Linked DNA regions of Homo sapiens: region 2 is linked to region 1. Evidence: read pairs that join two places in POLR2A ChIA-PET (ENCODE). Cell type or tissue: GM12878. All regions are shown on one strand. Links, peaks and the distances in the headings refer to the core of each region. The heading gives the core; the rest is flanking DNA.

What was found. ChIA-PET counts read pairs that join two places held together with the same protein. Peaks named below come from ENCODE experiments on the same cell type or tissue, not always from the same donor. Only the 100,000 strongest peaks of a DNase experiment are listed, where the experiment ranks them.
Region 2: POLR2A ChIA-PET joins it to region 1 with 7 read pairs; 10 of 35 experiments call an interaction of 5 or more read pairs at or near these places.

What each region holds. Positions count from the first base shown.
Region 1 is chr22:37,583,778-37,586,682 of GRCh38, forward strand. No RefSeq gene overlaps it. Among named protein-coding and RNA genes, the nearest start is that of LGALS2, 5.1 kb to the left of the region's middle. In GM12878, for the core only: no CTCF peak of the experiment used is centred there; no DNase peak of the experiment used is centred there.
Region 2 is chr22:37,659,839-37,662,743 of GRCh38, forward strand. All of the region lies in intron 1 of PDXP (pyridoxal phosphatase), which reads left to right. Among named protein-coding and RNA genes, the nearest start is that of PDXP, 2.6 kb to the left of the region's middle. RefSeq lists enhancers at 88-599, 600-1,110. In GM12878, for the core only: a CTCF peak has its summit at 1,427; no DNase peak of the experiment used is centred there; H3K4me3 peaks cover 2,277 bases; H3K27ac peaks cover 519 bases.

The sequences.
Region 1 (2,905 bases), core at 218-2,717:
TTCGCTTGAACCCAGGAGGTCAAGGCTGCAGTCGGCCATGGTCACACCACTGCACTACAGTCTGGGTGACAGAGTAAGACCTTGGTCTCAAAAAATATGTATATATTTTCTCTTCAACCTAAAAGTTTATTTTTTTCTGATTGTATAAGAAATTAAAACATTTTAGGCTGGGCGCAGTGGCTCACGCCTGTAATCCTAGCACTTTGGGAGGCCGAGGCAGGTGGATCACCTGAGGTCAGGAGTTCAAGACCAGCCCAACCAATATGGTGAAACCCCATCTCTACTAAAAATACAAAAATTAGCCTGGTGTGGTGGCGTGCGCCTGGAGTCCAAGGTACACGGGAGGCTAAGACAGAAGAATCGCTTGAACCCAGGAGACGGAGGTTGCAGTGAGCTGAGATAGTGCCACTGCACTCCAGCCTGTGCAACAGAGCAAGAGTCCATCTCAAAAAAAAAAGAAAGAAAGAAAAGAAATTAAAACATTTTGGTGTCATGGGCCTGAGGCATCATGCCTGCTGAGCCTGGTGGTGCACACAGCTTCCCACGGGGCTCCTGCTATTGGGAGACTTTGGTCCTGACATCCCTGAGACCCCTACTGTGTCCTCTGCTGTCCTCCTCCCAAAGAACAAACAGATCAACACCCCGGCAATATCCATTTTAACTCTTGCTTCCCTCTCTGCCGAGCCCTCCCCAGCAGCACACAGAGGGACTGGGAAGACCCTCAGTTACTGGTGGGGTGTGGGAAACACAGAGGTTTCAGCAACAGATAGATAATGTCCAGTCCCGGCTCTGTCACCTACAAGCTAAGTGGCCATGACAGGTTGCTTCAAGCCTCGTTTCTGCATCTGTGAAAGGGAGCTAACAGCACCTTCGTCCCAGGGTGGTTGTGAGAATTTTTTTAAATTTTATTTTATTTTATTTTATTTTATTTTATTTTATTTTATTTTTGAGACAGAGTCTTGCTCTGTCACCCAGGCTGGAGTGCAGTGGCGCGATCTTGGCTCACTGCAAGCTCCTCCTCCCGGGTTCACGCCATTCTCCTGCCTCAGCCTCCCAAGTGGCTGGGACTACAGGTGCCCGCCACCATGCCCGACTAATTTTTTTGTATTTTTAGTAGAGACGGGGTTTCACCGTGTTAGCCAGGATGGTCTCGATCTCCTGACCTCGTGATCTACCCGCCTCGGCCTCCCACAGGGCTGGGATTACAGGTGTGAGCCACTGTGCCCAGCCTTAATTTTAATTTAAAAAGTTAACCTATGGGCTGGGTGCGATGGCTGACACCTGTAATCCCAGCTACTCAGGAGGCTGAGGCAGGAGAATTGCTTGAAACTGGGAGGCGGAGGTTGCAGTGAGCCGAGATGATGCCATTGCATTCCAGCCTGGGCGACAGAGCAAGACTCCGACCCAAAATAAATAAATAAATTATATATATGACCATCAGGTCTCCAGGATGTTTAGGCTGCCTGAGGGGGGGTCCCCTGCTCCTGCAGCTCTGATGAGCTGACCGTCCCTCCTTCAGGGGACTTCCACAGAGCTCTCGCCTCATCCAGCCCAGGGATCTTCCTGTTTAACTTGATGGCCGGGTCCGGGGCCCCTCTCTACACAGCAGCCACTGGCCATGCCTGGCCACCCATCCCCAGCTAGTGTCCCTCCAGGACCACCCAGGTCCCCTGGAGCTCTGGGGTCATCCCATCTCACCTGAAATCAGGGTGGGGCCTTGAAGGAGGAAGGAATTTGGAGACTTAGCAGGGAGTGGGCCAAAGCCACCGAGCTTTCTCCCTTTCTCCACTCCTGCCCCCACAGTCTTTCCACCAACCACTGGTTCTTTGTAAGATGTAAATGACAACATTCCACTCTCCTGCTTTAAACCCTCCAGGTTTCTCCTTGCACTTACAGCGAAATCCAAACTCCCCTCTCAGCTAACCAGCCCCACACGATCGGGTCTGGTCCACCTCTTAGCCCCGTCTCACGCCACCTGCCCCCTGGCCACACTGACATCTCTATCCCTTGAATTCACCAGGCTCATTCTAGTCTCATGCCTTATGTCCTTGCTGTTCCTTCCACCTGGAATTCTTCCTCAGCTCTTGGCTGGATTGAGCTCCTTATCATGTCAGTTTTAACTCAAAAGAGGGATGGATGGACAATCGGATGGATGGATGGGTGCTGTGATACTATTATTACATAAAATAGGTTTTGCCCATGGTTTCTAACTCATAACTCTCACAGCATTTGTTAGTCTTTTGTTATAATGTTGGGGTGCTTTAGGCCTCAGGAACAGGCCTCAGAAAACAGAATCAATCTCTGACCTTTGGCTGTCCTTCCTTCACCTGCTCCTTTCTCTCCTCAAGGTAGGAATCTCCCCCTGCCTTTCTTTCTTAGAACAGAAATTCTGGCCAGGCACAGTGGCTCACACCTGTAGTCCCAGCACTTTGGGAGGTTGAGGCGGGCGAATCACTTGAGGTCAGGAGTTCGAGACCAGCCTGGCCAACATGGCGAAACCCTGTCTTTACTAAAAATACAAAATAATTAGCAGGGCGCGGTGATGCGCACCTGTAATCCCAGCTACTCAGGAGGCTGAGGCAGGAGAATCGCTTGAACCTGGGAGGCTGCAGCGAGCCAAGATCACGCCATTGCACTCCAGCCTGGGTGACAAGAATGAGACTCCATCTCAAAAAAAAAAAAAAAACACAGAAATTCTTCCGTAAAGAAATTCCCTGGCAGGGCGCGTTGGCTCACGCCTGTAATCCCAGCACTTTGGGAGGCCGAGGCAGGCGGATCACCTGAGGTTGGGAGTTCGAAACCAGCCTGACCAACAAGGAGAAACCCCATCTCTACTAAAAATATAAAATTAGCCAGGCGTAGTGGTGCATGCTTGTAATCCCAGCTGCTCGGGAAGCTGAGGCAG
Region 2 (2,905 bases), core at 174-2,673, 76 kb after region 1:
GTGCTCAGCATGCCCGGTGACGGTGATCAGGGTGAGTGCCTGGCACATAGTAGGTGTTCAGATGATGTAAGTTGTAGCCAGAGTCCCCCATGTTACAGAGAACTTAATGAAACAGCTTTGTGTGTGTTCTTCTTTGGTTTCCAAATTACTCTGGAGATGGAAGTTATTGTCCCATTTCTCAAGTAAAGAGACTGAGGCAGCCGGATGCAGTGGCAACAGCCTGTAGTCCCAGCTACTCGAGAGGCTGAGGCGGGAGGATTGCTTGAGCCTAGGAGGTCAAGGCTGTAGCGTGCTATCATTGCATCTGTGAAAAGCCACTGTACTTCAGCATGGGCAACATAGTGAGACCTTATCTCTAAAAGAAGAGGAAAGAAACTGAGACTAAGAGAAGGGAAGTGAGCTGCCCAAGAACAGATATAGTGAGCCCCTCCACCTCCTGTGTCCCCACACACCTGCCTCCATCCTGCCTCTGGGAATTGGTGTTTCAGCCCTCACAAGTAGGGACAGTCCTCGCAGGCTTCCCCTCCAACCCTCCAACCGCACCCCAATGATGGGTGGGGCAGAATTCTGCCAGCAACTCTCTGGCAGAGTGATAGAGCGCGGGAACCTGAATTTGGCCTTTGTGACACCGACCTCCAGGGCAGTCTTCACTGCTGTCATCTTGCGAGTTCAGCCCTGCAGGGGAGGCAGAAGCAAAAGGAGGCTCCTCCATTGTGGAGGGTTTGCGTTAGACAAGAGCAGGTGGCAGCAGAGGCTAATTGGCAGTGGTCAGTGTGTGTGGACAGGTTAATAGCCCAGTCAGTATACTGGGGCCGTGGACAGATCTCTGTCACTCCGTCTCTGTTGGCCACTGACCCGGACAGTCATTGATATTAAATCCTGGGGGTACAGGATGGTATTGAGTGGAGAGAAGTAGACACAGGATTATGGTGGGGTGGTGAGCAGGGCCTAGTGCCAGGGGCACCTAGGAAGACTTCCTGGAGGAGGCATGATGCAGGGCAGTGATAATACACCAGGAGATGTAAACCCAGTGTTATGGCATGGCAGAGAGGGATTCTGTAGTCCTTGGCCTCTCCTGGCTGTGCTGCACACCTGCTTGGTATGTGGGCGGGCTCACCTCAGCCTCAGTTTCCCTATAAGTCTGTGTTGAGGGCTCTCTGGTCAGGGCTGTCAGCGGCAGCAGCTCCTGCCTGCCTTAGGCTATGCTATGAAAAGTTTTTCCCAGGAGGCCTCAAGGCTCAGGTTAAGGCTGTGGGTTAAGAGGTTCCCCAGGGCTCAGGAAGGCTGGTTGTCAAGGAGCTAGGGAGAAACCAGGCCCTGCCCACACCTGCCTTGCAGGCGTCTGTGGAATCCAGACCCCTTTGGTCTCAGTAGCCACCTGGCTGTGCCCACCCATCCTGCTGTCACTCCCATAGCCTAGAGGGGGAGGCAGAGGCTTAACAAATACAGCACTGCGATCATGTTTGTGCACAGCTTGATGCAGCTTTCAAACAGTGTGGTGTGGTGTGGTGTGTGTGTGTGGTGTGGTGTGGTGTGACAATATTAATAAAAGCCCCCATGATGTGTATGTCTGAAATAATGCAAATATCTCACCCCCAACTCCTCCTCCCCTGCCCCAGGGACCTCCGAAATTGTGTGTTTATCTTGTCACCACATGGCAGCCACTTGAGCTGACAAATAGAAAGGCCTGCTGTCTTAGGAATACGTCATCAGCATAACATGCAGAGCGGTGGATTACAGAGTGGAGGGGAGTGGAATGATGGTGGCCTGGGAGACGGCGATGTTCCCAGATGCCCCTGCTAGGAGGCTCGCTCCCCTGAGGTCAGGATCTTTGTAGTGTTGACTGCTCTATCCCGTGTCTGGCATGTAGTTGGGCCTTAGTAAATATTAGCTGAATGAAGGATGTGGGACACAGGGCCCAAAGGTGAACAGCTCCATCCTGGTGGGGAAGGACAGAGTTGGGGCCATTCTTGAGCTCAGAAGAACATTTTGGGATGACTCAGTGGAAGCCCTTTCTGTCCCAGAAGGAATCGCTCACCAACGGAGCACGTGGCTTTTATTCTCTCTCTTTTTCTTTAATTTTTTTTTTTTTTTTTTTTTTTTTTTTTTTTTTTTTTTTTTGAGACAGAGTCTTGCTCTGTCACCCAGGCTGGAGTGCAGTGGCCTGATGTTGGCTCACTGCAACCTCTGCCTCCTAGGTTCAAGCGATTCTCCTGCCTCAGCCTCCCCAGTAGCTGGGATTACAGGTACCCACCACCACACGCAGCTAATTTTTATTCTCTACCAAGTTCTTAAAATAGGCAGGTCACAAGATGTCAGATGAGGGGAGAACTCCCAGGGGTGTTGCCCTGGGCCAGCCTGAAAGCATGAGTTCTGGCCCACCTCGGCCTTGATCTTGTGAGCCTGGGAAGTTTCTCTTCCTCATCTGGGGACAGCAGGGCTGAGGATTCTTGCTCTCCCCGCCTGTTTTCCCCTTTGTTCCCCTTCCCCATCTTTGCCTTTGGCTTAACTGAGTGGAGTGTTGTCAGCCTTGGGAAGGGAGACAGGAGGCCCAGAGCATTTGGGGTCAGACCAGTGGTGCGCTGAGAAACATGGAATAGCAGGGAAAGCCATGATTATACCATGTGCTGGCTTCTGTGGTGTAAATACTCCCAGTACAGCCGATCTTGAGCTACCAACGTGCAGTCAGTCCCTGAACGTGGGGTCAGGAAGAGATGTGCAGTAGCACACACCTTCATACAGGATTTCCACCATCACAGGTACGGTGGAACCTCAAGAGCAAAAAGAGCAGAGGCTAGTGTGGTTCAGTAACTAAGAAGTGATGAGTTTTGAGAACTTACTACCTTTGTTTTAAACATTATCATTTAGGTCGGGCACAGTGGCGCATGCCTGTAATCCCAGCACT